Linked DNA regions of Homo sapiens: regions 1, 2 and 4 are each linked to region 3. The links are chromatin loops, found by intact Hi-C in ENCODE. Cell type or tissue: heart left ventricle. All regions are shown on one strand. Each heading gives the region's core, and the rest is flanking DNA. Links, peaks and the distances in the headings are about the cores only. Region 1 overlaps C7orf78 (chromosome 7 open reading frame 78). Region 2 has its middle 580 kb from the start of ARL4A. Region 3 overlaps SCIN (scinderin). Region 4 has its middle 490 kb from the start of ARL4A.

Region 1 (8,328 bases), core at 2,955-7,954, 100 kb after region 3:
CCTTTATATAAACTCCTATGTTCCATTGAAACCAACCCAATAATCCCATAGACTGTTCTTTTTGATACACATAGAAATTGACCTTTCTGTTCTTAAAGCTTGAAGCTTACATTTGTTTTATCTGAGTTCCTTCCTCAGGAAAGCACCTTCAGGCCTCTTAAAAAGGTATCCAAGAAGTGAAACTCACCAGATCATGACATCCTAACAATGAGAAGCCTGGAGCCCTCATTCATCATGATTGCATCCTTGCCTCTCCCTAGTTCCTGTTTCTTACACATTGTTACATTTCTTTCTACAGAAGAATGTTATATAAACCCATAGGTTTAGTCAGTTAGAGAGATGGATTTGAGCCTGAGCTCTCATCTCCTTGACTGCAGCACCTGATTAAAGACTTCTTCCTTGGCAATACTCATTGTCTCAGTGATTGGCTTTCTGTGTGGTGAGCAGCAGGACCTAGACTAAACCCCTGGTGTTTTGGTAACACCATCAAGAAACTGCTAGAAGTTCTATCCCTATGGGGCTTTTTAAAAGGTAAATAGGCCAGACCAACTACTCTCACCCTCTCTTCTGTCCAAATTAAGGAATTAAGGAATAAATCAAACATCTGAAGGCTTTGTTTTTTTGTTTTTTGAGACAGAGTCTCACTCTGTCACCCAGGCTGGAGTGCAGTGGTGGGATCTCGGTTCACTGCAAGCTCCACCTCCCAGGTTCATGCCATTCTCCTGCCTCAGCCTCCCAAGTAGCTGGGACTACAGGTGCGTGCCACCACGCCCGGCTAATTTTTTGTATTTTTAGTAGAGATGGGGTTTCACTGTGTTAGCCAGGATGGTCTTGACCTCCTGACCTCACGATCCGCCCACCTTGGCCTCCCAAAGTGATTGGATTACAGGTGTGAGCCACTGCGCCCGGCCCTAAAGGCTTTGTCTTTTAAAGGAGGCATCACTACCCTTGGGGGAAAGCCCTGAGGAATACCCATTTCTGATTTCTGTGAGAAAGGAAAAAATAAGGTAATCCCTGCAAAGCCAATTCATGAATGCTCAGGATTATCATTTATAAAGAGTAAGGGTGCATATGGGTGAAGGAAGCCAGCAGGCTTGCTCTGGATGAATGCTTGCTGAGCTACAGAACTGCAGAGGCCACCTGTGGAGCCCTTTAGTACAAGGTGTTTGGGGAGCTCCTGGTAGAGGAGTGGTTTCATATATGTCCCCAAGAGGTTTTAAGGATGAGCATTTGATCATAGAGCATCCTGCCTACTTCTTATCTAGAAATGTAAAAATGGGTGGCTCGCAACGTGAGGGAAAGGGGAAAGGAAAACGGGGGTCTTCTGTACTCACGCCATTTGGTGAGCCGTATGGAGGGTTCTGTAAACACAGTGAATTAATGAAATTGATGAGCTCCAGCCATCTTGTGAGTAATCCCACCAATGATAAGATGCCTCTTATCAGACCTGTAAGAGGTAGTGGGCTGAGGCAGGGACTTAGGGCAAGTTGCTGGACGCTGGTTCTCAGAGGACTGTGCCAAATGAGGCCTCTGTCTAGGACAGAGAATAATGCGCAAAAATGTCCTCCATAAGTAGTCACTATTTGAACATCAGCCACACAGAGGATGTCATGGCTGATTACAGTAGTCTCTGTTACCTGAGCTTTTTGCCCCTGTTTCTTCCATTTCTCCTCTGGACACCAACACCTTGGAGATAAAAGGCAGACCAAGAAGCAATGGAGTGTGATTGAGACAGGTGCAGAAAGAGAGAAACAACAGAACGTTCTCTTCCCCAGATCCTGGAGCTACAGGGCAGGATTTTGTTGAAAACAGCAAACAAATTTTGAATTGGATGTGAGATTAGAATGTTAATTTAGAATGAATGAGGCTTTCTTTCTTTCTTTTTGAAATTTAAAACAATTGCAAAGAATCTCCCAATTAAAAAAATTATTAAAGTTTTACATGTACGTATAATAGTGCATAGATATTAAATAAATATTTCTATGGAGTTATCACAAAGTGAATGCATCTATGTAACCAACATCAAGGTCAGAAAATACTACATTTCTGGGACCCAGAAGGTTATTGTACTCCTTTCCTTCAAACCAAAGGAAGCCAACTTCCTGATTTCTTACATGTGGACAAGAGTTTTCCTTTATATAAATGGAATAATAATGCAGTATATACAGATATGTGTATATATATATACATTGTACATATATAGAGCATCTGGCTTTTAAAAAACTCCTAAGTATGTTTGTGAGACTCATCCCTATTGCTTGCATATAGCAACATTTTGTTCATTTTCTTTGCTGTATAATCTATTGTGTAAATATACCATAAATGGATACTTTTATGTATACATTCTATTATTTATTGGCATTGGACTTGTCTCTAATGTAAAGGTTATCACAAGCAATTCTGCTATAAGCATTCCTATATATATCTTTTAGTGCATACAAATATATCTTATATATCAGCTAATTATACAGCATTTAGAATGGAATTTTGTGTCATAGGTTATATGTATGTATACATCCAACTTTAGAATATATTGCAAAATATTTTTCCAAAGTACTTGTTCCAATTCTTCCCCCTCAAGCAGTGTATAGGAGTTCTAATTGCTCTATACCCTTGCCTATTGATATGGTTTGGCTGTATCCCCACCCAAATCTCATCTTGAATTGTAACTCCCACAATTCCCATGTGCCATGGGAGAATCCCAGTGGGAGGTGATTGAATTCTGGGGGCAGGTTTTTCCTGTGCTGTTCTTGTTATAGTGAATGAGTCTCACGAGATCTGATGGCTTTAAAAATGGGAGTTTCCCTGCAAAAGCTCTCTTCTCTTGTCTGCTGCCATGTGAGATGTGCCTTTCACCTTCCGCCATGACTGTGAGGCCTCTCCAGCCATGTGGAACGGTAAGTCCAATAAATCTGTTTCTTTTGTAAATTGCTCAGTCTTGGGTATGTCTTTATCAGCAGTGTGAGAATGAACTAATACAGTAAACTGGTACTGGTAGACTGGGATGCTGCTGAACAGATACCAGAAAATGTGAAAGCGACTTTGGAACTGGGTAACAGACAGGGGTTGGAACAGTTTGGAGGGCTCAGAAGAAGAGAGGAAAATGTGCAAAAGTATGGAAACTCCTGGAGACTTGTTGAATGGCTTTGACCAAAATGCTGATAGTGATATGAACAATAAAGTCCAGGCTGAGGTCGTCTCAGAAGGAGATGAGGAACTTGTTGAAAACTGGAGTAAAGGTGACTGTTGTCATGTTTTAGCCAAGAGACTGGCAGCATTTTGCCCCCGGCCTAGAGACTTGTGGAACTTTGAACTTGAGAGAGATAATTTAGGGTATCTGGCAGAAGAAATTTCTAAGCAGCCAAGCATTTAAGACGTGACTTGGGTGCTGTTAAGGGCATTCAGTTTTATAAGGGAAGCAGAGCATAAAAGTTCAGAAAATTTGCAGCCTGACAATGTGATAGAAAAGAAAAAAAGCGTTTTCTGAGGAGAAATTCAACCTGGCTGCAGAAATTTGCATAAGTAATGATAAGCTGAATGTTAAACCCCAAGACAATGGGGGAAATGTCTCCACGGCATGTCTGAGAACTTTTTGGCAGTCCCTCCCATCACAGGCCCAGAGGCCTAGGAAGAAAAAATGGTTTCATGGGCCAGGACCAGGGTCCCCGTGCTGTGTGCAGCCTAGGGACTTGGTGCCTTATGTCCCAGCTGCTCCAGCCATGGCTGGAAGAGGCCAACGTAGAGCTCAGGCTATGGCTTCAGAGGGTGCAAGTCTCAAGCCTTGGCAACTTCCACATGGTGTTGAGCCTGTGAGTGCACAGAAGTCAAGAATTGAGGTTTGGGAGCCTCCGACTAGATTTCAGAAAATGTAGGGAAACATCTGGATGCCCAAGCAGAAGTTTGCTGTAGGGATGGGGTCCTCATGGAGAACCTCTGCTAGGGCAGTACAGACAGGTAATGTGCTGTGGGAGCCCCCACACAGAGTCCTCACTGGGGTACCAACTATTGGAGCTGTGAAAAGAGGGCTACTGTCCTACAGACCCCAGAATGGTAGATTCACTGACAGCTTGTACTGTGTGCCTGGAAAAGCCATAGACACTTAACACCAGCCCATGAAGGCAGCTGGGTGGGAGGCTGTATCCTGCAAAGCCACAGGAGTGGAGCTGCCCAAGTCCATGGGAACTCACCTCTTGTGTCAGCATGACCTGGATGTGAGACATGGAGTCAAAGGAGATCATTTTGAAGCTTTAAGGTTTGACTGCTGTGCTGCATTTCGGACTTGCATGGGGTCTGTAGCCCCTTTGTTTTGACCAATTTCTCCCATTTGGAATTGCTGTATTTACCCAGTGCCTGTACCGCCATTGTATCTAGGAAGTAACTAACTTGCTTTTGATTTTATAGCCTTATAGGCAGAAGGGACTTGCTTTGTTTCAGAAGAGATGTTGGACCGTGGACTTTTGAGTTAATTCTGAAATGAGTTAAAACTTAGGGTGACTGTTGGGAAGACATGATTGGTTTTGAAATGTGAGGACATGAGATTTGGGAGGGGCCAGAGGTGGAATGATATGGTTTGGCTATGTCCCCACCCAAATCTCATCCTGAATTCCCATGTGTTCTGGGAAGGACCCAGTGGGAGCTAATTGAATCATGGGGACAGTTCTTTCCCATGCTGTTCTTGTGATAGTGAATGGGTCTCATGAGATCTGATGGTTTTTAAAAACAAGAGTTTCCCTGCACAAGCTCTCTTTTTGCCTGCTGCCATCCACATAGGATGTGACTTGCTCCTTTTTGCCTTCCACCATGATTGTGAGGTCTCCCCAACCATGTGGAACTGTAAGTCCAATAAACCTCTTTCTTTTGTAAATTGCCCAGTTTGGGTATGTCTTAATCAGCAGCATGAAAATGGATGAATAAACCTATGCTTCCTGTTGTTTATCTTCTTATTTTGGCTATTTTGGTGGGTGTGCAATAGTAGTCCATTGTGCATCTTACTGCATATTTCCCTGATTACTTGTGAAGATGAACACATTTTCATGTTTTGTCATTTAGAGATCTTCTTGTATGAAATCTGTTTCCTTCCTTCCTTCCTTCCTTCCTTCCTTCCTTCCTTCCTTCCCTCCTTCCTTCTTCCCTCCCTCCCTTTCTTTGAGACAGGGTCTTGCTCTGTCCCCCAGGCCGGAATGCAGTGGAGAGAACACTGCAGCCTCAACCTTCTGGGCTCAAGTAAATCTCCCGCCTCAGCCTCTAGTGTAGCTGAGACCACAGGTGTGTACTACCACATCTGGCTAATTTTTTAAATGTTTTGTAGAGACAGGATTTCCTAATGTTGTCCATGCTGGTCTCAGCCTCCTGGGCTCAAGAGTTCCTCCCACTTTGGCTTACCAGTGTTGGAATTATAGGAATGAACCATTATGCCCAGCCTCCTGTTATTTTCCATTGGATTACATGCCTATTTCTTATTTATTTGCATGAGTTCTTTATATATTATTAATATAAACCATTTTCTTGCTTATATGAGTAGCAAATATTTTCTCTAAGCTCTCTGTCTGCCTTTTCACTCTCCTAATGATGTATTTTAACAGAAGTTTGTAGTTTTAATGTTTCAAGTAGAACATTCAATAATTTTTTCTTTATAGATAGTGTTTTTGTGGTTCTTTTAAAGATATCATTTAATTCTCCAAATGTATTGCAGAAAGGTTATTGTTTTCTTTTCACATTTAGGTCTGTAATCCACATGAATTTACTTCTTTATGCACGATGTGAAATAGAAGTCATATATATTTCTTATCCTGAATTTTTCATGGCTGAACATAATCTTAAATTACGGAAAATTTTTAAATTTGCTTACATAGCTTTTTCATGGCTGAATGTGAGTTTAAATTATAGAAATGACAGGGCTAGTACAAATGAAATGTTGAAAATCTATAGGCTCTGCCAAAGTTGTTCTCAAGCTGAGGGGAGGGAGATCCAACACAGCATATTTAAAATTCATGATTTGAGAAAAATAAAGCCATTTTATTTGAACCTTCATAGGGATCTGTGTGCTAAATATATCAAATATTTGTAAAAAATGAAAAAATAAGAGGAACTACAACTTCAGATGAAAACATTTCTATTTTGAGAAGCCTGTGAAATACTGAGGTAGATTTGCTTTTGAAGTATGCTTCCCAGTGACACCTATGAAAGTTGAAGTTCTGACTGAGAATTCATAGTGTTACAGGCAGCAGTAATAATCTATGATTTTCTGTAACCACTATAAGAAACTTTTGGTGGCTGGGGGCTAGGTATGGTGGCTCACGCCTGTAATCCTAGCACTTTGGGAGGCCGAGACAGGTGGATCACGAGGTCAGGAGATCGAGACCATCCTGGCTAACGTGGTGAAACCTTGTCTCTACTAAAAACACAAAAAATTAGCTGGGCGTGGTGGCGGGCACCTGTAGTCCCAGCTACTCTGGAGGCTGAGGCAGGAGAATGGTGTGAACCCGGGAGGTGGAGCTTGCAGTGAACTGAGATCGTACCACTGCACTCCAGCCTGAGCAACAGAGCGAGACTCCATCTCAAAGAAAAAAAAAAAAAAAAAAGAAACCTTTGGTGGCTGGGCGCTGTGGCTCACACCTGTAATCCCAGCACTTTTGGAGGCTGAGGCAGGTTGATCACCTGAGGTCAGGAGTTCGAGACCAGCCTGGCCAACATGGCAAACCCCTGTCTCTACTAAAAATACAAAAATTAGGTGGGTATGGTGATGGGAACCTGTAATCCCAGCTACTCAGGAGGCTGAGGCAGGAGAATCATTTGAACCTGGGAGGTGAAAGTTGCTGTGAGCTGAGATCACACCACTGCACTCCAGCCTGGGTGACAGAGCGAGTCTGCATCTCAAAAACAAACAAACAAAACAACAACAACAACAAAAGAAACTTTTGCTGATGGACTACCATGCCATTTTCTTTTATGTTGAGCCACCAATTACCAAGCTCAAGCACATCAGTTATAGAGGAGAAGCTCCCACTATGCTACAGGAATCAAGAATTTTATATATGTACAGCGGGATGTTTGCAATTTAAGATGACCATTTTGTAAACTTGGTAAGGATAAGTCTACATCCTAAATCATTAGTAGGATGACTCTATATCCACCACTTAAAACAAATTCTTACCCATCTGGAGACAGCTTTCTGGTCACATATCTACTCTTTTTATATTCATCTGTCCTGTGGTCCTCCTAGAGATAGCTGTCTGCTGACTGTTCACTCTGTGTACTCCCTCATAGAAATCCAAAGATCAATCTTACTGAGTAGCCTCTCTCATCTTCCAGAAAGCTCTAGACATTATATATATTTTATATTGTATGCAAAAAAAGCATAGTTTTGAATTGTTATTCATAAAATACTTAGATAGCAAGTACTAAGTGTCGTGTGCTGTATTCCAAGTGTTTCACAAATGCAAACTTCGACTATTCATAGTGGTACAGGAGTTAAGAAAAAATTAATCAGGCAGATAGGGTATGGGAGGCTTCAGTAAGGTTTTTCTTTTTCTTTTTTTTTTTTTTGAAACAGAGTCTCACTCTGTCATCCGGGCTGGTGTGCAGTGGCACAATGTTGGCTCACTGCAACCTCTGCCTCCCAGGTTCAAGTGATTCTCCTGCCTCAGCCACCTAAGGAGCTGGGATTACAGGCGCCCACCATTACACCCAGCTAATTTTTTGTATTTTCAGTAGAGACAGGGTTTCACCATGTTGGTCAGGCTGGTCTCGAACTCCAGACCTCGTGATTCACCCACCTTGACCTCCCAAAGTGTTGGGATTACAGGCGTGAGCCACCATGCCCGGCCAGGTTTTTCTTTTTAATGAAAAGCAGCCCCAAATCATTTCCTAAAAAAGAGCAGCCTGTAAAATTGAGCTGCAGACACAGACAAGCAAGCTAGAAGCTTCCACAGGTGAATGCTGGCCTGTAGGAAATAACTACCTGGGACCAGGCATGTTCAAAATGGCGGCTCCATCTTCCCTTCCCTTTGCCAGCCACATGTACAGTAAGGAGCAGACAAGATGGCACTGGTCAGTGGAGAGTCCATTTGCATAATAAGATTAGGGTGGGGTGGCCAGCCTAGGCTATGTAAATGTCATATCTAATCGAATCAATCTGTGGGCTCTATGTAAATCAGACACCGCCTCCTCCACCCTGCCTATAAAATCTGCTGCAGTAGGCCTACTTTCCCCTTTTTCCGATGTTTCTCTCTCTCTGGAAAGGAGCTGCTCTCCTTTCTCCTTTCTTCTATTAAACTTTCTGCTCCTTAACCCACCCACATGTGTCTGTGTCCTGAATTCTTTCTCAAC
Region 2 (8,328 bases), core at 1,938-6,937, 620 kb before region 3:
TGGTTCTTGTCAATATTCCTTTTTTCTTCTACAACTTCATTATATCACTTTATAGCAGATGTTTCCACTTAAATATGTTCCAATACCCCTCAGCGAACCATAGCTACCACCTTACTTCCTGTTTCCCTTCATGGCATGTGTTGTCTATAGTCACTGTGTCCTTTCTCACCATCACAATTTACTCTACTTCCCAATGCAATGAACCTCCATTCTGGCCAACCACAAAAATGGTCTTTTGTTGTTGTTGTTGTTGTTGTTGTTGTTGTTTCAGCTGTCACCCAGGCTAGAGCGCAGTGATATGATCAATAGCTCACTGCATCCTTGAACTCCTAGCACAGGGATTCTCCTGCCTCAGCTGCCCAAGTAGTTGGGACTACCACAATGTCTGGCTATTTTTAATTTTAATTTTTTTTTTTTTAAGAGAGATGGGTCTGCCTATGTTGCCCAAGCTGGTCTCAAATTCCTGGCATTGAGTAATCCTCCCACCTTGGCCTCCCAGAATGCTAAGATTATAGGTATGAGCCATTTTCTCACCTTCCACCCCCAACACCCTTTTTTTAGTTCTGTAAAATAATGAAGGTCGTTTTTCTTCACGGTGGATTCTGTGTCATATTCCTGGTTCTCCACTTTGCCTGGCTCTTTCTTTTTAGTCCCTTTTCTGGGTTTCCTCGTGGTGTCCACCTCTAAGTGTTCAGATCTTAGACCTGAGCTCCCTTTTCCTTCCACACTCTTCTGTCTCCCTGCAAAATGGTTCCCCCTGTTTCACCAGGCACCTGCCTATTGCCTGCTTACGATTTCATTCTGAGCTAAAATATCTCTTCTTCAAAAAAGCCTTTCTAACCACTCAATATCTCTTGTATCATATTGTTTTGTTTTCTTCATAGCAGTTACCACTATCAGACTTATCAAATTATGGTGTTTCCCATCTCTCTAGAATAAATTTAAAAAGCATGAATGAAAGAAATGAACTCATTTGTAGCATTCACCACCAAATCTCAAGTACAAACAACAGTGTCTGGTAAGTAGTAAGCTTATAATCTGTAAATGAATTGCAAAATATGTTGATAAATAATTAATATATAAAGATCACCTTTCATTTTGAAAAAAGACAAATATCTTAGAAAGTTGGAAAGTTATCACAATTAAATGCAAATAATATTTAAACATATGAAAATATTCTCAGCTTTATTAGTAACTGGAGAATACAAATTAGGTCTATAATATTTATTGCTTTGAATATTTTTAAAATATTAATAACGGCAACATAAACTTCAGGAAAGGCAAATTGACAGCATCAATCAAAATTCAAACTTCATGTATTCTTAGCATTGTTCCTATAAAGCTATCATGATTCCAACATACACAGAGATTTATGTACCAGGATGCTCACTGCAGAAAAAAAAGGAAATAATCTAAATATGTATTCATAGAAACAGGTGGATCCCTTTCCATCTCTCTCTCTATCCCTCTCTCTCTCTCTGGATAGTTATCTAAGACATCATTTAAAAATGATCATAGAGAGTCACAGATGCATAGATGTATAGGTTATTTTGAAGTTTAAAACACATTTATTAATTTGTATGTTATTTGTTTTGTATGTTAGAGGTCTGATGGTATAATGATTGGTTTCTCTGTTCAAGGTATGTTGACTGAGTCCTTATCCAAAGGCTTTAGTGAAAAATCTGCTTCCAAGGTCATTTTTTGGTTGGAGGAATTCAGTTCCTGTGGTTGAGTGACAGAAGTTTTCTTCTTCTTGCTGCCTGACAGCTCAGGGCTCTACCAGCTCCTACAGACCATCTGAATTCCTTGCCATGTGGCCCCATCCCTCTTTCAAGCTAGCAGTGGCATCTCAAATTCTCCTTTTATTAGAATCTCTGATTTCCCCTTGTTACCAGCAAGAGTGAGCTCTCTGCCATTAAAGGGTCATGTGGTTATGGCAGGCCCACTCAGATAATATGCCTAATTTAAGCTGACCTGACTCAGAACCTTAAGTACATCTGAAAAATCCTTTTGCAGCAAACTGAGATTAGTCTTTAAGTGGGAGAAGTAGGGGCCAGGGAACATGGGGAGCCATCTTAGAATTCCATCTGCCACACTGAGACTTAAAGAAGTTATGTAATTTGCCGAAGGTAGAACAGGGATGTAAAATCTAAATACAGTATTTTATAATATCTTGATTTACACTATATGGCATATATATATATAATGTTTTATAAAATTTACAATAATAAGCTAAGTGTAATGTTGCATTTCCTATTGTATGTGGCCAGGTAATACACAGAGTTCTGTAACCTAAAAATTCTTTACTTGTGATATTTTCATTCACTTAAATTCATGTTTTTTTGAGGAATACGAAGGGAAACAAAAAGTTAGAAACTTGGATGTATTTAGTACCTGTTATGTGGTCTAAATATTCCATATACCTATGAAAATGACATGTCTATACTCTGGCAAAGTGCCAGATATTTTTAAAACTTCTGAAATTAACAACTATATAGCATATTGACTCAATAAATTTAAAGCAGTATTGATATTAGGAGATGATTTACTTCTATCATCAAAGATGATGTTCTCTCCAAAAGAAAAATGAAATAAATACGATTTGACCTCAGTTGTTTCTTGAACAATTACACATCACTGACATCTTATATATTTCCCTGGATTTTTATTAAAATCAAATAATATGTATGAAAATGCATTGGTAAAACACTTAGTCTTTCAATATAAAGCATTGGCATATTGATTATACTTCCGTATTACCTGTATAATTTCTGCCGGTAAGCTAGGCATCATTGGAAACAGTAGCTGTTAATTTAATGTACTCCTTGCTGATTATTTATAGTTCTGTAGGCCTGAAAGGTTTCACTAAACTTAGCGGATATGCCTGGCAGCTGGTGCAATTTTTGGGGTGAAGTATTTACTTACATTGGCAAGGTGTATGTAATACATGTTTTTAAAAAAAGTAAAAATTACTCAAGAGGCAGCAACAAATGCGATAGTTGAAACAAACTATGTTAACATGTAATGACATGTATTATGGAAATGTACAGAAAACGAATACAAGGAAAAAAAGTGTACTGCAAACCTCTTACCTCTGAGAAGGAGAGAGGCTGTCCTTGTGTGTATCTGTGTGTATGTGCTTGTGTGTATATAGGTGTGTGTCTGAAAGTAGGGAGATAGCAAAAGAAAATTCACATTTTACTCTATCTGCCTCTACAATGTTTGAATCATATACATACAGAAAGTCTTCACTTAACATTGTCAGTTGGTTTTTGGAAACTGGCTTTAAGAGAAATTATGTATAACAAAACCATCTTTTTCCTCATCAACATTATGACAAAATGACTTGAAGGAAATGAAGTTATTTAAGAACCTGCTGTAAGTTGTTTTGTTTAAAGTCATAGTTTCCAAGAATCTATTGACAACATTAAGGAAGGACTTACTATACAAGAGATTGTGATAATGTATAAAAGGTAAGGTTTAAAAGGGAAAATAAATTATATTAAAAACGTAAAATATGGTTACAGGAGTCACTGTGATAATGGTTTTTAAATGGTGCTACTGGAAAGCAAACAAGAGGGTCCCTAATCTAGTGTGAGTTCAGGGAAATGGCTTCCATAAAACAAGTGACATTATCATTAAATAATTGCATTACTCAAAGAGTAGATCTTGGGATATAAAAATATAAATCTAGACAGAAATTGGGAATTTGAAGTCATCAGCATATATTGATACAAATTGGAGTTATCAAATACAATGTTCTCAGCGCAGAAAAATGGACACAATGAGACTTCTAAGGGACAAAAACATTTAAGGGTTGGGTAATGGAATACGACCAAGAGAGGGAGGCTGAGAATGAGTACCAAGATAAGCAGGAACAAAATCTGAAAAGTATGGATTCTAGGAAACTAAAGAATGTCTGGAGAAAAAGAGAATGACTAAGAATTTCAAATATTGCCCAGTGGTTATGCAAGATAAGTATTAAAATGCGTTCACTGATTATCTAACAAAGAAGCCAATGGGGAATGTTGGGGGGCAAAGCATTTTCTGTGGATTCTTATCTGAATATGGACTGAGGTGGGTTATTAAATCCATCTGAATAGAGAACGTGGAGGAGGTAAGTGTAGGTCTTCTTTTAAGAAGCTTGACGATAAAGGGAAAAGCAGGGGAAAAGAGAAGAGGTTGGACCTGGCAGTTAAAGGTTTTGGCTGATTGGTGGGTGCTTTTCTGCTACAGTTGTTTTGATAGTGGTTGTTTTCAATTTTTTCAATGTTTTATGATGCTGGAGAGTTGTGCATATTTAAATCCTGATAGGGAGAAGCCAGAAATTAGAATAGGTCATTGATATAGGACAGAGAGAAGAATGGACGAAGGACAAAGCGTGGATGGAGATTATCCTCTAATGGGTCTCTAATATGAATAAAAGGAATAGAGGAAGAATTGACTGCTTTTTAGTTCGTAAGTAGAAAGTGGAGGTAGTTTTTGGCTGAAATAATATATTTTACATATGTTGTCTCTAGTATTCACAGTACCATATCTAGGGTGGGACACATTTTATAGATCAGAAGAAAAGGATTTAGCCAGCAATTGATCACTGTAACATACAAGGACAGATACTATAAGGAAGTGAGTGCATTATGTACTCGCAGCTTTGTGCTTATCTACTTTTTATTTAGGTCAAAACACTGCTTTGTTTCAATGCATAAAGTATACTTAATTTCTAAATTATAATAGCAGACATGCTTCTTTAAAAATAACGTTTTTGTTTTTCATTCTCCCACTAGGTGTCAGGACAACACTACAGACGGTAATGGTCTGAAATCTGTCAGGACACTTGTTACTAGAAACCAAAAATAACTGAATGAATGAATAGAGAAATAATAGATTTATATTTTTCCTGTACAGTTGTTCTCTCCTCCAGCTATTCTCACATGTTTAGGAACTGTCATTAATAAGTACACAGTGTCCAAGGAATCTTTCTCTTCTAAAAACTGTGGAGCCTTGGGGAAGAGAAATAGGTTTTATTGAGAGAGAACTAGTAACAGCTCTGTGCTGATGATTCCTTGAGAGAAAATGTCAGTAGAGCATAGGAATGTTAATTTAGTGTGGACTACTATTAAGTATCTCAAAATCTTGACTTATTGAAAAGGCCATGGAATCAATAACCTCATTTCTCCCGGCTACATCTCATTATGCCCAAGGAAGCAAGGCAGAACCTACTGTCACCAGAACATACTACATTATTCCAGTAAAACAAGGGTTGCAAATGAGACATGACCAGAATTGTGAAAAGAACTCCTTTGTCATTCACTAGCTCCAGGATCCAGGGCAAACATTTAATTTCTCTAAACCTCATCTGTGAAAGGTTGAAATATGTTTTGTCCCTTTCTTAGGGCTATTTTTGTGTAGCCCCACATTTAAGGGAGTTAACTCAGTGAATGTCACTTCTCAGTCCTTCCGAATGCTGCAGGGCCTAGAATATCTCCATGCCTAAGGAAATCTAAATCAAGATTTTCTCCATTAGAATCTTATCTTCGGTGCCTAAAGTTTTCAGATCAATTTTGCTTGAGGGAAGCTGCTGGGCGGGCATTCTCAGGAGAAGATAAAGTCAACCAGCAGTGTGATTTCAGTCACAGACCCCTCTTCTTGAATGGAGTCCTCTTTGATCTTTTGCTGTGGACTACATTGTGCCAGGAAGTGTGGGTAAAACATAAAAAAACATCGTGCTTGGGACTCTTCTCCTGAAAAGGCTTTACCAGGAGCAGAAAGCTGACATTTGAGTCACAAGTACCTTCTCTCTAATCAGACTGACTGGTACTGGATTCCAGCCCCATCACTTAGAAATGACATGACTTTGAAGAAATCGCTTACTCTTTTTAACTTTGGATCCCCCTTGTATTATTACTTCAATCTATAAAATCGTGGTAATAATAAAACCAACCTAAACATTTTTTCTAAGTAATAAATGAACTAATACTTTTAAAGAGTCGAGAGTTCGAGACCAGCCTGACCAACATGGTGAAACCCCATTTCTACTAAAAATACAAAATTAGCTCGGCATAGTGGCAGGCTACTGTAATCCCAGCTACTTGGGAGGCTGAGGCAGGAGAATAGCTTGATCTCATGAGGCAGAGAATGCTGTGAGCCGAGATAGTACCATCACACTCCAGCCTGGGCAATAGGAGCGAAACTCTGTCTCAAAAAAAAAAAAAAAAAAAAATGCTGAGTCCGGTGGCTCATGTCTGTAATCCCAGCACTTTGGGAGGCCGAGGCGGGAGGATCACCTGAGGTCAGGAGTTTGAGACCAGCCTGGCCAACATGGTGAAACCCCGTCTCTACTAAAAATATAAAATTAGCTGGGGGTGGTGCCATGCGCCTGTAATCCCAGCTACAGGCTGGGATACAGGAGGCTGAGGGAGGAGAATCGCTTGAACCCGGGAGGCAGAGGTTGCAGTGAGCTGAGATCCCGCCACTGCAGTCCAGCCTGAGCAACAAGAGCAAAACTCTGTCTAGATAGATGGATGGATGGATGGATGGATGGATGGATAGGTAGGTAGATAGATAGATAGATAGATAGATAGTAAGTACAGAACAATGCTTTAGCAACTAGAGGATCTCCCACCATTGTCAGAAAAGAACTAGCTCGGGTAAGTTCGGATATATTTTGAAAATCAGAACTTTCACCATTGATAGCTAAGTATAAACTGCATCTGTTAAAAATTATTCTCTTAACATAAAACAAATTAGAGCCAGAGTAAAAGGTACAAATATCATATTGTACATATCATACTTCTCAACATTATACCAGAATCTGAAATTTTAAAATCTAATATTCTGAAAACAAATTAGAGCCATACCACTCTGAGCAGTTCTGCTCAAATGACAGGCATGAGAAAGATTATAATTGTTGGCACTCCACACACACGGTTTTATTTAGAAAGTGTTTCTCCTTAGTGAGCAGCAGGCATTTATGCAGCACCTATATAGAAATTACCAGTGAAATGGGAGGTGTAACTTAGAAATGAATATGGCAATATGAGTGCCAGGCAAGTACCTTTACTAAACAATGCATTTCTAGGTTCTAGGCACATGTGGCCCAAGCACACTTGGAACTTATACAAGCTCTTTTTTTTTCTCTTCTTTTTTTTAAACTAACAAATAGAAACTGTATATGTTTATGGTATACAACATGATATTTTACATATTGTGGAATGATTAAATGAAGCTAATTATCATATCCATCACTTCATACACTTATTCTGAGAACATTTAAGATCTCCTCTTTTTCCAGTTTTCAAGTGTATAAACATTACTATTAAGTATAGTCATGATATTGTACAACAGATCTCCAGAACTTATCTGGAATCGGAAATTCTGTAAACTCTCTATTTAGACTTTTAGTTAACATATATCTGCCATTATAAAGAATTGTTTGGTCCTATTGTATGTAACAAGGGCTGTCACAGGCCACTGTCATAAGACAAGTTCCCTAGAAGCAGAGCCTGAGACAGATTCTTGTGCAAGGAATGTTTGACTGAGGGAGTGCTCTTAGGAGAAACCTGTAAGGAAGCAAATGAAGAACAACAGGGTAGGGGAAGCAACTAAATAAAATCTATTTCAACCTGATCTCACAGGGAATTGTGAAGGGAAAGTACCCATAAATTTGTTCCCTCAGTTAGGTCACTGACTATGTTCTATCCCCAAGGGATCTGCACAACTCCACAGGAGTCTCTGAGCCTCTAGTCAGCTGAGTGAATTCACCTACAAAAGTGAAGCTGTGAACCATGAGCAGACAAGGCTCACAGCAGCTACAGTACTCCCAAGACTTCACTAGCCTGGGAAAGGAAACTGGGCTGGGCACAAACAGTATCTACTGGCCATCACACTACACAGACATTACCAGATAACATGGACAAATTTAGTCATGAGTGAATGACAGCTCTACTGCTCTTCATTCTAATTTCCATTGTCTGCTTTCTAGTATCATCTTTGTGATACTTGGACTTTTATCTGCATTATAATATTAACTTATTTTACTTGCGTATAATTTAGTTGCTTATAATTTACTAAATTATAAGCAGGTAAAATAACAGTTAATATTATAATGCAGATAATAATAATATAATTTGCTTCTTTGAGAAGCAAAATAAACATTATTTTTTCAGGGCACAAGGTGACTATTAAGTATAGAGAAGCTTATGATAAATTTTTAAAATAATAATAAATGCAATTAACTAGGAGGATACAATTAGATGTCTCTATTTAACATTTAATTATAATAGATATACCCAATCAAGACAGCCAACGCTAACTAGCTGATGCAGTAGG
Region 3 (8,328 bases), core at 1,776-6,775:
AAATGTCAAAAAAATAGTCATAATTAAACACAGAAGAATCCGTGCACAGAAGGTTCTGGATGAGATCAATACATATGGTAGCATTTAAACCATATGACTGAATGAGACCACAGTGAAGGGGCCAAGGCCGAGACTTGGAGCGCTCAAGAACTTAGAGGTCAAACAGAAGAGGAAAACGCAGCAAACTAGCCCGAGAGGAGTGGCCGATAGATTAGGAAGAAACCATTGTAAGTGTGGGGATACATTCACCTAGTGAAAAAAGAATTGCTCAATAAAACTGGAAAGGCTGACTGGCAAATGCTAGTGGGAGGTTGAGAAAAATGAGATCAGAAAAGTGACCTTTGTTTGTGGCATGTGGCAGGTCACTGGCAAACTAGATAAAAACCATTTCAGTGGACTAGTGGGATGGATACCTGATTGAGGTGGCTTTAGAGAGAACTGGCTTTAAAAAGTAGAGATGGTGAGTGAGTGAAAACACTCAAGACAAACCTTTCAATGATATGTGCTCTTAAGAAGGACAGAGAAATGATGCAGTAGCTGGAGAAGGTCATGGTCAAGGTCAAGACACAGTTTTTAAAGAAATGACAGGAGGTTTCTGTTACAGCCATCTTTGTAGTTCAAAGTGAATGATTCCAGATAGAAAAATAAATTGATAATACAGAATGAAAGGAGATTACTGCCTGCAATCATGATGAAATAGAAATGGAATAAATGCACGGGAAAGACAGAAATCCAGGAGATTCCTTAGGAAAGCAAAAGAGGGAAGGATCCGGACAGAAGTTGGTGGCCAGATGGGTGGGGGAGGAATTGGGCCTTAGATAGGAGCAATAGTCTATGTAATAAACATTTAATAAATTATTTATTGATATATCACTGTACACAAATATATTATTTATTGCTAATTTATGGATAATAGTATATATATAATACATATAGTATATAATATTCACTTACAAGACACTTCATCATATGGAAATTCCTAATATAAAATATTAACTTAAAAAATAAATAAAAATTTGATATTTATTTCATAAAAGAGGAGGGAAAGAGAATATATACACAGATGCAGACAAATTGATAAAGTTGCAGGGGAGTAGATAAGGAGATTTATGCCTGATTTATCTTCTCTGTGAACTCTGAATCAAAGTTATCAGTAGAGAGAAGGGGGTGCTGGGGATCTGGGGAGAAAGGAGGACATGAAGCATGGGGTGTGAAGGAGGCAGCGGGTTCATGGATTCAGCTATAGGCCTGGAGAATTGCCAGAATGTGCATTCTGGAGTAAAGGAGCCAAAGGACAGGAGAGAGTTGTCAGAGATTAGATGACTGAAACAGATTTCTGAGGAGCTATAGTTATTGCAAATGGCAAAATTTAGTATAGGACCATGTGAGTGTGAGATGAAATGCGGTCAAGGAAAAGACTGCTGGAAGAGAGAAGCCGGAGAGATGGAAATAGTGAGATAATGGCTGAAGTCATCAAAGAAGAGGAGGACTGGCAGTTCAGTCTATGAAAGCACAAGAGGTCTAGAGGACGGAAAGTCTGATATAAAAGAGAGAGGCAAGATAAAATCAAAGAGGTAAGGGTGAGCAGGGAGGGAACTTGTCCAGCCCCATCCCTGAGGCCATGGTGAGTGGGTCTTGGGAAAACACAAGTTCCACTTGAGAGGGCTGCCAGGGAATCTGTCCTCAGAGGACAGTCGTAGAGAAATCAGGTGCAGGGAGAGGGAGGCTTAGAGAAGAAGTTGCAGGTGGAGGGATGAGATGACCAACCCAAGTTTAAGGGGTCTGCTGATTGACTTGTATGGAGGGCAAGTTTGAGGGACAGCTCCAGGCTTGATATGCAGAGCATGCCAGGCAGCGTAAGGGTGATGTGGAAGACCTGGATTTCAATGGTGACTGGGGTGACAGGATTGTCCTAAGGTGAAAGCACTTAGCCATTTAAAAACCTGGGCAGGCTGGCCTTGTCTATACCTGGAGGTCTTCTTATCTTATGGCACCATGGCATGGGGTTTGATCCCAGCTGCTGTCAGAAACAGCTCATGGGGCCAGTTCAGTTATGGTTCTGGTCCAGTGTGGTGGGACATGCCTCCCATATTTGTTACACTTGGGCAAACGAGGGCCTTCCCTCTCAAATGTCTCCAGTGTGATCAGTCACCTGACCATCACCCATGATCTATCCACCTAAGGCCTTTCAAGATGGAGCTTAAGCAGCCTCACGCTTTTGACAGCTAATTTGTGACAGTATTCTTAAAAATTTATCTGTTTGGGTTCAATGTAATTGAAAATTGCGAAAGGCCTGGTATCTGGAGTTTTACTTTTTACTCAACTCTCCTGCTTTAAATGTTTTTAAAATTTTGAACAGTGGATTAATTATAGGAATGAAGGGAGTTTATTTGCCAAGTTTTTAAAGTCTAATATTTGCTGATGGCTCAGGTCCATTGGGAAGTCCATAACTAGGGCATGTTTTATGGAATGCATGACATTACCTCCACAATTCTGGTGATAGATGCCAGGTTTCTCCGGACTTGAAAGAGGCGTGTAGGGGGAGCAGGTGCCTGACCTCCTTTCTTTGATGTTCCATTCTTGTAAATAATGAGCGGTTTGTCTTTGAACAAACTCAGTAGGTGAACAGGCTCTTTGCCTTGGGAGACTCGGATCTGATGGGGGAGAGGGGGAATAAAAGAAATATAATTAAGAGTGCTGTGAAAGAAGGTTTTAGTTCCAAATGTGTTCTTATGTTGTCTTTTTGAAAATAAAACAAAAAATAAAAAGTCAAGAGCAGGAGGAATGATGATTAACAGAACATATAGGTTAATGATAATTAATTTTCCCTGTTGACTTGAGAATCTTTTGTTATCGCAGGCACGGTGTCCATGAGTAGTTTCTTGTCAGGGGAAACATCACCATGCTCCAATACTTTCTGTTTTTGAAAAGTATGAAGATGTAAGTCTGTTCATCTACATCTCCGAAAGAGAAAAGGTGCTGGTGTCTGCGACCTTATGTGAAAATCACTCTTCTTTCAAGGGCACCAGTAACACTTACAGATATTTACAGAGGTACTAGAATCTCACGTGTTTTGGATCTGGTTCAGAAGGTTAAGAGATGTGCATTCAAATGCTTCACAACATAAGATGACCCCAAATCATACCCATTATTTCTATATCTCTGTATTTGTAAAATAAAAAAATTACACACACACACAAAGATTGCTATGCAAGCACTAAAAATGGGCAAAAATAAACAGAATATGTTTTCTACTTTTTAACTTACCTATAGAAATGTAATAGTAGATATGCTCAATATAAGAAACTTTAAAAAATACAATATAAAGACTTTTCAGGATGAGGAAATTGAAAAAAAAAGGGAAATTATTTTCTTGATTTTATTTATTAGCCCCAAATATTGGATTAGAATTTCCTATTTCTCACACAAACTATTGATGCATTTACATAAAGAGTTCAAATTTCATGTCAGTCTCCCATTGTTTTCATTTGTTCTGCCCTGTGCTAAAATTGAACTGTCTCACTTCCCCTGGTTTGTCTTTTTCTAGAAGCCAGGTGAATGGGAATGCTGATGCATGTACTCATTACATGCATATACATACCTGCATATAGGGAGGCCGAAAGGCATTGAAAATAATTGACTTCATAAATATATTTCAATTAGTAGGCATTCAAATAAGTGAGCAGCAAATTATGGAAACGTTTTGTCAGTTATAGTCTCACAAATACCTAAAACTGTTAGCTTAGCATTTCATATAACATGGAGAAAACTTTAATTGCCAACATGAGAGAAAGAGAAACACTGATTAAGGCCCATCCCTTACTGTCAAAGGAGAATAAGAAAGAAAAAAGGCTGATTAAAATATGTTCAATATGGTTAATATATTCTACAAAGGAGCGTTGAAAACCGCAATACTTTAGTTTTTTCATGCATTATTGTAAGCTACTGCCATCTAGTGATTAAACTAAAAATTACCATTTTGTTGTCAATTTAGGATTCAACCGGCTAACAATTCATGGTAACTCATTAATCGAGTGCATCAAATATAGTACTATGAAATATGAAATATGTAAGACAATGCATGTCTTCATAGTTTTTTAATAGTTTGGTAAGTAATACCTTAAAGATCAACTAAATTCCATAGAATTGAGTGCATTTAAAGAATTCAGTCATTTCATTAATTTATTGATTAAAAGTAGCAAGTTAACTTATTTTTAAAAAGTTAACATGCGCCTTTAAATTTAGATTTAACTTGATTTTTGTATCTACTAACTTGTATCAAGATGGAAAGGAGACCAGCTGGAAGACCAACTTCAGCCTTCACATCTTATACTTTATGTTCTGAAGTGTCTAACTTGCCTCTCTCTATTTAATTATTACATTAAAATAAGCAATTACACACTTACAAAGATTTGAAAACAAGACAGAAAAACCCTTTTGTACCATATAGAGTCTTAGCTCCCTTGACATCAGGAATGAGGAAGTTAAACAGGCACAACCATGTAAAGGGAGTGTTTAATGCTGCTGTATCAGAAACATCACTGCATTGGCCAAGTAAGCACCTGCTTTCAGTTTGAACTCTAATCTGTAAGATGCTTTTCCCACCAGATGGGAGCAGATGGCTTCTCAGAAACTGGCCAAAGACAACAGGCAGGCAGAAAACAGGCAGCAGTGTGTGCAGCTCCAGCTAGGAAGACACAGGGAATGAGAGAGAGGGAGAGAGATAGTTCCAGCTAGCTGTAGGAAAAAGGAACAAGAAAGTACTCTCTCACAGAATGAACGAGAAAGCAGACGGACACATTGGGGCACACTAGAGGAAAATAGGGTCTTCTTGAAGTCTGTATGTCAGTTATACAGTAAGGGAATCTAAAAAACAAAGACCCAAAAACTTTTTCATGGTAACTAATAAGCGTCCTGAAACAAGTAGCAGATACTCCACCATAAATATAAAAGGAGGAGCAGTTGAACTTAGGAGAGTACAGAAGATTGAACCAGGCTAGAAACAGCAGTCTCTTAGACACAGTGAGGAGATCTAGAACTAGACATTGATATCGTCTGATATTGTATAACATTTAAAGTTTTATAATAAATAAAACAGCATATTATCTCTTCCTGTCCCTTTTTCTCTATCTTAATCTGTCTCTAGATAGAGATAGCTAAGATAGATAAGTTAGATAGATAGATATACTAAAAAGTTGACTCATTTATAATTACATGAAATTTTCATTTTGAATTTGGATTCAGTCATTCTCGACAAGTAATTTTTTATTTCAGAAATACCCAAGTAAAAAAATACATCTCTCCTCCCTCTCAATCTCTCCTCCCTCTCACACTATCCTCTCCCTTGCCCTTCCTCTTCTCTCCTCCTTCTTACTTGTCTCATTTCTTCCTCCATGATTTCCCTCTCTTCTCTTCCCCCTCCTCTCCTCCTTACTTGTCTCATTTCTTCCTCCATGATTTCCCTCTCTTCTCTTCCCTCTCCTCTCCTCCTATCCCTTTTCTTTCCCCTTTCTCCCTGTCTTTTCTCTTTGTCCCTCCCATTTCTGTTCATCCTTTCTCCCTCTCCACCACTTCCTCCCTCACTTTTGGGTGTTGGACTTTGTTTCAGTAAAGATTCTGGTACCTAAAAGGGAAATATAAGGACCCATGCTATTTTATCAAGATTTATTTCTGTTTACTTGTGCAAAACATAACTTACGCATGTTTACGATTTGAGAGTGTAAGAAAATGCATCTTTTTTTAACCTATTAATTCGAATTGTTAATCTGTGCTTGTTCTGCACTGTTGTATTTATTTCTCATTGTTGCTGTAACAAATTACTATGATTTAGTGGCTTAAAACAACACAAATTTATCATCTTACAGTTTTGGAGGTCATAAGTCTGAAATGAGTTATGGGGCTAATTTAGTAACTGGGCTAAAATCTGGAATAACAATTTAGTCACAGGGCTAAAATCAAGCTATTGCAGGGCTATAGTCCTTTCCAGAGGCTCTAGGAATCAATCTATTCCTTGCTTTTTCTGGCTTCTAGAGGTTGCCCATATTCCTTTGCTGGGGACTCTCTTCCACCTTCTTTTTTTTTAATTTTATTTTTTAATTGATTAATAATAATTGTAGATATTCATGGGGTACATACAATGTATAGTGATCAAATTAGGGTAACTAGCATAACATCATCTCAAATATTTATCATTTCTTTGTGTTGGGAATGTTCGATATCCTCGTTCTAGCAATTTGCAACTACATAATATGTAATTGTTCCTTCTATCCTCAAAGCTAGCAATCGCTGGTTGAGTCTTTCCCATGCTGCATCCCTCTGACTCTGTCTGGCTTCTGTTTTACTTACAAGGACCCTGGTGATTACGCTAGGCCCACCCAGTAATCCCAGATAATCTCCCTAGTTTAAGATCTGCTGATGAACAACCATAACTCCATCTCCGACCTTAATTCTCCTTTGCTTTGTAACATATCACACTCACAGGTCCTGAGGATTAGGACATGAACACCTTGGGGGCATTATTCTGCCTACTGTATCTGTTGAACAACAGCTGGAAACAGTAATACAGATAAAACCGTTTTAATGTCAAGAGGCTATCATTGACATAGGGTGTGATTCTATTGGGAAGATTCTTTTGGAATCTTACACCTGTTGATAGATTTTTGTTGTTTTTGTTTGCTACCTCCTTTCCAGAATCTGAGATAACTAATTTGAAATGAGAGTAGGAATATTTGAATTTCAAAATGAAAACACAGTTCATATCAAGAAAATGTCAAATTTCTATCCCAACTTGGGAGGGAGCTATAGCTATCCATTGAGCTAGCAAGACTTTAACTTGTGTGAGTTTTGGGGGTAAAAATATCCCAACCTGCACAGCCTGTCCTCCAAGGGACCGATCCAACTGAACAGTCAGGAACGCAGATGTTGTCAGCTCATCTCGTGTGGCATTTGCTCCTTGCCTAGAGGAATGAAAGTGAAACGAATTAGCTTGCCTTTAAGTTTTAAGATCGTCACATGTAGGCATTGCAAGCAGAGACAAGTTATTATGAAAGATCAAGAAGAAGCGAACTGTTTTAACATGATACAAGCTGTTAAGCTATTGTTTTTGTCAAGGTATCTAACATTTAATTGTCCTATGTGTTGTCTAGAACTGTATATGGTAGGCATTTTTATCTCCATGTTAAAGAAATTGAGCTTTTGCTTCTTACATAATTTAGCTAAGTAATTGGGTTCACCTGATTTTAAGTTGGAGCTGCCTGCTTTTTAGAAAACACCTCTACAGTGAAAAATAATCCATCTGAGATGAAAATACGAGCCAAACTTATTAGGTTGAATGTTAGGGGCATTTTGTCTTTCTTGCCTTTTTTTTTTTTTTTTTTTTTTTTTTTTTTTGAGACGGAGTCCTGCACTGTCGCCCGGGCTGGAGTGCAATGGTGTGGTCTTGGCTCACTGCAACCTCCACCTCCCGGCTTCAAGCGATTCTCCTGCCTCAGCCTCCCAAGTACCTGGGATTACAGGCGCCTGCCACCACACCGGGCTAATTTTTTGTATTTTTAGTAGAGATGGGGGTGTCACTATGTTGGCCAGGCTGGTTTCAAACTCCTGACCTCATGATCTGCCCACCTCGGCCTCCCAAAGTGCTAGGATTACAGGCATGAGCCACCGCGCCCAGCCAGCATTTTGTCTTTCTATGAATATTTGGTGAGCATGAACCAAACGTCTGTAACCCAGAAAAATCAAGAAAATAATAATGAGAAGTAGACAATGGAGAGGTCCCATTTTGTCATCTTAGCAATTCCATAAGGAATTATTTATTATTATTATTATTATTATTTGAGACAGAGTCTCACTCATCACCCAGGCTGGAGGGCAGTGGCGTGAACTTGGCTCACTGCAAACTCCACCTCCCAGGTTCAAGCAATTCTCCTGCCTCAGCCTCCTGAGTAGCTGGGATTACAGGTGCTAATTTTTGTATTTTTAGTAGAGACGGGGTTTCACCACGTTGGTCAGGCTGGTCTCAAACTCCTGACCTCAGGTGATCCACCCGCCTCGGCCTCCCAAAGTGCTAGGATTAAAGGGGTGAGGCACTGCACCCTTCCCACCATAAGGAATTATTAATAAGGCTATACAAGAGGCTAAACTTCCAACACTCAGATAAGGGTCAATCAACATGTCCAGTTCATTCGTAGCCTCTCTTTCTAGGGTGGCTTGTGGCTGTTAACTCTGTGTCACCTTAACCTGTAAAGCAACTTGTGGGAGATCTGCTGTTTGATGAGCTTGTAGAGAAGACAGTAAAAAAACAAAACAAAGCCCCAAACATGGTAAAAGCAT
Region 4 (8,328 bases), core at 1,801-6,800, 540 kb before region 3:
ATGGCGCAGTTTTTTTTTTCTTTTAGAGGGTAAGATAATAGATTTTTATCCCCTGCTGTAATTATGAAGTGTCTTTCCTCATGCTATTTCTAAGCTTAGTCGAAAAAGATTTTAATATGACTTGACTTTGATAACAATGATAAACTGTCTACTGATAAAATTTATTAATATCTATCTTGCTTTATTAGTGGAATGATACTAGCATAAAAATCTAAAAATTTTCTTGTTATAGGTGGATAGTATATTTTTCTCATTTTTTTAAAGAAACGAAGTTTTATTCCTACATTAATAACATATGATAAATATAAAACATTATTGCTGAGTGTGGTGGCTCACGCCTGTAATCCCAGCACTTTGGGAGGCTGAAGCAGGCGGATCACCTGAGGTCAGGAGTTCGAGACCAGCCTGGCCAACATGGGGAAACCCCGTCTGTATTAAAAATACCAAAAAAAAAAAAAAAAAGAAATTAGCTGGGCGTGGTGACAGGCACCTGTAATCCCAGCTACTTGGGAAGCTGAGGCCAGAGAATCGCTTGAATCTGGGAGGCAGAGGTTGCAGTGAGGCGCGACTGCGCCATTGCACTCCAGCCTGGGCGACAATAGCGAGACTCCATCTCAAAACAAACAAACAACAACAACAAAAAAAAACACAAAAAAACCATTATTGAGATGTTTTCCTCTTTTGGACCAAATCTTCAAAATCCAGTGTGTACTTTATACTAACAGTGCATTTCAGTTCAGACTAGCTGTAAAGTGCTCACTCACCATACGTGGATAGCATAGCTAGCTCTGTAGAGTTACAAAATTCTATTGGAAGAATTCATTTAGAATTATATATGGATAAGATGACAGCAAAAATGAAAAAAAGGGGTGGGGGGCTGGGGCAGGGATAGCATTAGGAGAAATACCTAATGTAAATGATGAGCTGATGGGTGCAGCAAAGCAACATGGCACATGCATAGTTATGTATCAAACCTGCACGTTGTGCCCATGTACCCCAGAAATTAAAATATAATAAAAAGAAGAATTAAGTACATTTCTTGTAGATTTTGCTTATGAAGGTAAGTTTATCATTTACATTATATTATAATATTGGGAGCTTTTAAAAATTTTCCCACATTCATCTTTTAGAGTACTTAATACCTCTTAGTTAAATCTAGGAGGAATTCAATTATGTGTAATAATCAGTATAGATAAGTTGCCATCTACTAGGTGCTTTCCATTGCCAGCCTGAATCTTGGTACCTTGAACACCAGTCTCTACAATTTTGCAATAAGGTGCTAATTGGATCAGTTTCATAAATTAAATATTCCATTCCTGATCTTTCCACCCACAGTTAACCCAAACTCGAGATTTGTTCTCAGTAAGCCAAAATTTTTCCTTCTCTGCGATCCTGGAGTATAACTGGCCTGCCATTCTTGAGAGGAAATTCTTAGTAGTGATAATTGGTTGCGTTTCTCCTTCAAAAGCCATGGCTCATTAATCCCCATCAAAGCAGCCTGAGCAAAGTCATTTCTACTCAGCAGCAGATTCAGGCTGATCCAATGCACAGGCTAAGCTGGCAGCTGCTCAACTGAGATTTGAAGGATCCAAGAAGCCCTCTCTGGCTCCTGGTTCTCTCGTTTTAAAAAACAAACAAACAAAATCCCTGTTATTCACCACATTGGCATGCTCTACTAGATCCAGATTTTACTGAAAAGGCAAACATGGGAAAACATATTCACCTGACTAGTATTCAGCATAGTCCACATCCTGAATGATAAAAAAATTAATTTTTGATTAGGGAAGAAATTAAAGAGAATTCATGCCTTCTTGTGATGATGTTGCAATTAAGGACAGTGATAGACAAGGAGACTTGGGAGCACACTGGTGACCTGGGATAGGTATGGGGACACAAAAGGGAGTCACCAAGAAGAAAAAAAATTTGAAAGAAATACATGAAGGAATAGCATTATTTCATAATTTTCTAATAGATCTGAAGTTGGAGATGTTTTGAATACATTTATTTGCTTTATTGATCTTTCTACTTTATAAACTAGTAAGCTAGATTCTGATATTCCTAAAAGAGAACTTATCAAAGAAATAAATAAGGTAATTTTTATTACACATTCAAAAAGTGAAATAACTAAATTTACTTTAACCTTGTGTTACTTTGCTAGTGAAGTAGCCAAATACTTTGCTATCTAAAAAATTAGATATTTCTTTCCTCTGCAACTTTCATAGAAAAAAATCTATTTTTCTTCAAGGAGATACTGAATGCCCCGCTTCTGAAAAATGTTCAGAGTCCTCTCTTAAGGTATAATTTGAATGTGTCAGAAACTATAATTTGTTCCAGAGAACTAAGCGAGAGGGTCTATTGTGAGATTTTAAATATATTCTTAATGGTTTCTAAATCCTCTTGTGAACTACATTAGTGTGAAATGTTATTTATTTAATCTAATAGAGCCATTACTCACAAAAGGAAACGTACAACTCCATCTCCTCAGAGAACAAGAAAGAGCTTCTAGGGTAAAGAAGAGAACAGAGCTGTTATTTATGAGTACAGATTAAAAAAAAACTGAATGAGTTGAACTTCCTCTCTCATGCCTACACTCGGAAAATGGAATCCACAGCAGAATTAGTTACCCAAATTCCTTTTCACAGTGTGCCTTTCCAGTGAACTCTCCTCTTCAGAAACTCCACAGCTGCTCACACAAATTAATTTTGCAATGAGGTTTTCTAGGAAAGTGTTGAACTGCAACCCAGGCTGCTTTGGATTCCTTTCTTTTTCGCTTACACAAGAGGCACTGTCCACGAGTGATGATATGTGGGCTCTAGAGGTATGTCCATGAATTTGAACACGCTGCTCAAAAGAGAGCATAATTTATGGGGTAAGAGCATAGTGATGATTTATTTTGCTTCTGTAAGGGAGTTATTATACATATGGAGGTGGTTGTACAACAGAAGGTAAAATCTACACAAAGTAAGATGACACAGTAGTTAAACCTGTGCTATGAAATCTGATAGGTGCAAATTCTAACTTGGCCACTTGCTAGCTGGATGAGAGCAACCATCATTATTCTCAGGCTGTTTTGTGTATCAGTGTATGTGATTGCCACAGTAACCCTTAAAACTATTATTATTCTTCATTTCAATGCAGAAACTGAGGCATAGGGAATGTAACTGTCCCACGTCTGGGAAATGGTGAAGCCTGGTTTAAATGGGAGCTGGTTACTGCAGAACATGGGCTCTTAGCAAAAATGCGGCTCAAGCAACAGACTTCTTACTCATTTTTTAGTTATTTAACCTCTCTTTTCTGTTTCCTCATCTGTAAAACGGAAATAAGTATATGACCTGCCTCATGGAATTAAACAAGATCATGAATGTAATAAATTGAGCACAATGCTGGACACTCAGCAAACAGTAAATTAGCTTTATCAAACGCTTACCTTTCTTACAGTCAGTCTCTAGAGAACAATATATCTCTAAATGTTAATTAGACAAGACAGTTAAATCTGTTTATTGGCCCAGACCTTCAGAGCATCTCACCTTAACACAGTTGATGAGTGTCTCAAGCAAGTGTCATCTGACATTGCAACTGTCAACTGTTATCATTGCAGCTGATGGTGAAACTGTAAACAGGCTATGTGGAATGACTAATAATGTGACGAAGAATAAATCCATGCTCACAAGCATGGTCTAAAGCCCTTTAACAGGTGGAATGATTGCTGGGACTTAATATCTCTCCTATCTCAATCTTACTGAAAGGCGGATATTCAAAGCGACCTAGATCTTACACTAGGTGGCAATGTTAAAATATGCTGGGCTAAGTCAATAATCTGACCACATGCATTCTAGTGAGTGGGCTGACAAGACTGCATAGAGAGTTCTGTGCACCTGCTCTTCTGCTGCAGACAAATAATATGCAGCAGGGAAAAGAAGTTGACCTAAAAATACACCATGAGAAGTCATTATCGGCATAAATCCCAAGAAGTATTTAGTGAAAGACACTGGGTTTTACAGTGGGTTTTCCTATTATAAATGATTTTGGGGAAAAAGTGCCAAGACCTAATATATGTGTATATAAAATATGGTTCTAAATAAAATGTGATCATTAAATAAGAATACAGTTATAAATTAAGGTATTACTATGAAGTATCAGTCTTAAAAAAACAATATCATACTACTTTGAAGGAAAAGAAATAAAATTTAGATTAATAACAATGTCATTACTAGCAAAAGGTCAATGGTAATTTTATCAAGCAAAGAAAACATTATTCCCTTCTCTTATATAGTTGATTTTTTCCTGAAACACTGCATTTAGCAAACAGGAATAATTTGGAGAGAAATAATATTGTAAAAGATATAAATTCTGATGACAACCATACAATTTTCTAATTAATAGTCCTGCCTGAATCTTTTCTGAAGAAAGATTCTTAGATTCTCATTTTAAAAACCACATACCAAAATGATAAATAGGAAAGACACCAATTATACTCACACATTAACCAGATGCAAACAAGAAGTAATGTTAAAATGCATTAGTCACCATATACCATGAACACAATTTTGTAATGACTGATTACTCAATAACTGGCTTGCAGATTTCCAGTAGCTACAAATATTTGACCATATTAGCATGTTCCATTAGTACCATTTTTTGAAAGTACATTTTATGACCTACCTGACATGGGAAAAATCTTGAAATGTGTTTAATTAGAGAATATTCAAAGAAAATAATAAGAACATATCAATCTAACACCAAAAATGTAAGTTAAATGTAAGTTCTGGGCCATTAAACAAAATTTGATAGAAAAAAAATTTTCATCACACTTTCTCAATACTCCCTGTGCATTGACCCTTTGTTGTGGATATACACATTTTTCACACATTAAATTCGTGTTTAAGCCATCTAGCAATACAGGATGCCAACAACCAATAATTTCACCATAGGCAATGGATGGAAAATTTGCATAAGTAGATGTGTCACAAAGAATCACTTTTATAGATACATTACAAACATAGGGAGATCAGGGCCCACTGTCCTAGAGGAAGTGTGCACAGATATTGTTCTTTTTGCAGAGATTTAACAAAAGTACCTTTTTCTTTTCTGTGTGATATGGTTTGGCTCTGTCTCCACCCAAATCTCACCTTGAATTGTAGTTCCCATAATCCCCATATGTCTTGGGAGGGACCTGGGGGTGAAGTAACTGAATCATGGGGGTGCCCCCATGCTATTCTCATGGTACTAAGTTCTCATGAGATCTGATGGTTTTATAAGGGTCTTCCCCCTTTGCTTGGTTCTCATTCTTCTCTCTCCTGCCACCATGTGAGGAAGGACGTATTTGCTTCCCTTTTCATCATTATTGTAAGTTTCCTGAGACCTTCCCAGCCATGTGAAACTGAGTCACACCTCTTTTCTTTATAAATTATTCAGTCTCAGGTATATCTTTATTAGCAGCATGAAAATTGACTAATACACTGTGTAAATCATGATCCAAGCAGGTAGTAGACCAATTTGATAAGAATCCCTGAACCTTCTAAAATGGGAAGGATTACCTCTTCCAGAATGAAAAGACTCGAATTTCTTTTGGTGTTAGAAAGAGCCAATAAACTGTTAGATGAAGCTAGTGGGGGCTAATGAAATGGTGAGTGGCAACAGGTGAGCAGACAGCTTACCCAAGTACAGAGACAAAAACAAAGTATTTCTTGGTCCTATTTGTGGCAGAAACTTTAGATGATTCAGTTTCCTGTGGCCACCTTGTACCTGGGAAAATTATTGTATGTATAAATTAAAATATCTGTGGGAAAGTAGAAGAGGGACGGAGTCAAAGGAGCATTAACTCAAAGGCCCTGCAATCTACAGATGAGACTCTTCATTGAGAGAAACACTGGACACTTTACCCTCAGATGTACCAGAGAAAGGTGATGTCCCTGCTATGGGTGAGACCAGGGGCTTATTTTCACTCTCCACTATTTTTAAATAACATTCTACCAACCCCAGAACTCAATTTGTACCAACAGCCTTTCCATTATTTGGAGCATATCAAAGGACTGATGAGTCTCCGGCTCTGTTCGTTAGGGTACATTTAAGCTTTTTGGGCTTCCTAGGCACTTAAAAGAGAAAATTTGCTCCTTGGAGAGGAATAGACAAGACTTTTGAAGTTGCTGAGCAGTGGGGTCTCTGGCATTGCCCTCTAGGGACTAAGTGAGGAATCTTATTTTCACCTAATTTGGGGGGATGCTCTTGTCATTGCACACTACTATGAACCATGGGTCAAATCTTGCCTGATACCTTTTTTTTTTTTTGCAAACTAAGGATAGTTTGTACATTTGTATATGGTTACATTTTAAATGGTGATGTAAGTACCTACAAATCTTCAACATTTGCCTTTCCTTCAAAGCCTAGAAAATTTACTAACTTGCCTTTACAGCAAAAGTTTACCAATTTCTGCTTTATTTACACAGAGTTAGATCTATTAGAATAACTAGTCAGTTGTTTGAATGGTAGACTATTGTGGCTTTGCGTCCATTAACATTTTTATTAGAAATTTTATAAAAAGCATCATTACATGGACGCTACTGGGACATACAGCTCCTTGAAAGATATGCGATAATTCATATATATTGAGTTTTAAAATGTTAGTCATGTCACTAATGACTCCAGAAGATACCAATTTATATTTTCTGTGTAGTAAAAATAAGAACCCAGTAACTATCAGGGTAAAAAAAAAATAGCATTTCTTAAAAATTATACACAGTCCATTATTGTCCCATAAATTATTAATAGGTCAAATTTTTAAGTTATCACATTGAAGAGTATTTGTGGAATTTTAGAATGAAAAATAAAATAAGTTTTTCCTGCAGGACTGTAGAGAGATTTTATGGAGGAGCCATACTGTGCATTAGTTTTCTTTTCAAAACAGTGGATGATTTTTGTTTAGGAACCTATTCTACATTTTCCTTTCTTGAGGTTCAAATAGAGCTCCACCCCATTACCAACAGGAAAGAGGCACAGAATCTGGGTTTCAGGTTATCAGTTGATAACAATATTCATGCACATTCAAGATAAGCTAGACTGAAGATATTTTTAATGTTTTGGAAAATGCAAGCTCATTTTAATCTCCCTCTTCTCTTCAATCCACCATCACTTCTGTAGAAAGACTGGCATTCATATTTTAACAATTCTATTTAGAGTACTTTTCCATGAAGTTTGTGTTTACTATTACTTTATTAAAGAACCATTCTTCGACAATATTGCATCTAGGAGTACTAAAGTGAATAAATTATTTATGGATCAAAATATCTTATGAAACATTTGCATCACATATTGTGTACAACACATAAATATTGCTGATGGGCTGTCAAATAGAAAGGGAAAACTGAACAGGACACAAATTTACATAATGCGATGAAACTCGAGAGATATTTTTCTATTATACATAAATCATAGCACACAAAGGAACAAAGTTCTCTCAAACTGCTAACAGTGCAGCAGCTGCAGATGCATGCTATTTAGAAGCCCAAAAAGGTAAAGAGAAGTTAGGATAAGTTCTGCATTTTTCAAAATAACAAAATATGCAGCTACTTACTAAAGAAAAATTTATTTGTAAATATGAAATGTATTCAGAAATATTTCTCGTATAAGAAACTTTAAAAACTGAAAGAATTTTGAGGTAATTGTTATCTTAATTATCCCTGTTAATATTTAACAAAAGAATGACTATATGTAGCTTAATTCTATTCAAATAGATGATTTTTCTTAGTAACTTTCCAGCAGCTATCCTTGTTTCACTGTTCTTTATCACTGTGTTTCCTCATCTAGGCACTGATTGAGCCACTTATTAAGTGGGATTAACAAGATTCCTCTACATACCTACTTCATTAGGTTGTTATGAGGATTAAATGAACTGATGTGTCTCTAAAGCACTTAGAAAAGAGCTGAAGACAGAATGTTAACTATTAACATAACAGTTTCATCATCATTGTTGCCATCAGCTATTTGTGTAAGTTATTTGTGTAAGGAAAAGCAACATCTTATGTTGCCTCTTTATCACCCAGGACACTACAGAGTTGGTTTTAGCAATTGTGGGTACTATCTAGAAAATGATATGCTTGCTCCTAAATGTTTAACCACTGGCATCCGTGGAGGGGTGGGGGTATACCAAATTTGTAGTGCCTGCTGACTTCCATGGTATAATTTCATATAAACATGAGTTGTTGAAAGGACTTGAAAAGAGATGAGCACAATCAGCTGTTACAAAACAGCAGGGCAGACTCCAGACCACCACTGCATCTAACCATCTCCTTGTTTCTTTCACACAAAGATGTGTGTTTATCAATCAAGAGG

Evidence for each region. A loop is a pair of places that touch in the nucleus more often than their neighbours do. Peaks named below come from ENCODE experiments on the same cell type or tissue, not always from the same donor. Only the 100,000 strongest peaks of a DNase experiment are listed, where the experiment ranks them.
Region 1: a loop joins it to region 3, with 2.1 times the contacts of the local background. A loop is called at or near these places in 68 of 110 quality-filtered maps.
Region 2: a loop joins it to region 3, with 7 times the contacts of the local background. A loop is called at or near these places in 97 of 110 quality-filtered maps.
Region 4: a loop joins it to region 3, with 5 times the contacts of the local background. A loop is called at or near these places in 13 of 110 quality-filtered maps.

What each region holds. Positions count from the first base shown.
Region 1 is chr7:12,531,766-12,540,093 of GRCh38, reverse strand. All of the region lies in intron 5 of C7orf78 (chromosome 7 open reading frame 78), which reads right to left. Among named protein-coding and RNA genes, the nearest start is that of C7orf78, 31 kb to the right of the region's middle. In heart left ventricle, for the core only: no CTCF peak of the experiment used is centred there; no DNase peak of the experiment used is centred there.
Region 2 is chr7:13,259,596-13,267,923 of GRCh38, reverse strand. No RefSeq gene overlaps it. Among named protein-coding and RNA genes, the nearest start is that of ARL4A, 580 kb to the right of the region's middle. In heart left ventricle, for the core only: a CTCF peak has its summit at 4,793 (motif pointing right); no DNase peak of the experiment used is centred there.
Region 3 is chr7:12,634,673-12,643,000 of GRCh38, reverse strand. SCIN (scinderin) reads right to left here. Exons shown (of 16, transcript NM_001112706.3): 10 at 6,866-6,956; 11 at 2,484-2,654. Among named protein-coding and RNA genes, the nearest start is that of ARL4A, 49 kb to the left of the region's middle. RefSeq lists a silencer at 2,343-2,637. In heart left ventricle, for the core only: a CTCF peak has its summit at 3,954 (motif pointing left); no DNase peak of the experiment used is centred there; H3K4me3 peaks cover 81 bases; H3K27ac peaks cover 508 bases.
Region 4 is chr7:13,174,665-13,182,992 of GRCh38, reverse strand. No RefSeq gene overlaps it. Among named protein-coding and RNA genes, the nearest start is that of ARL4A, 490 kb to the right of the region's middle. In heart left ventricle, for the core only: a CTCF peak has its summit at 3,768 (motif pointing right); no DNase peak of the experiment used is centred there.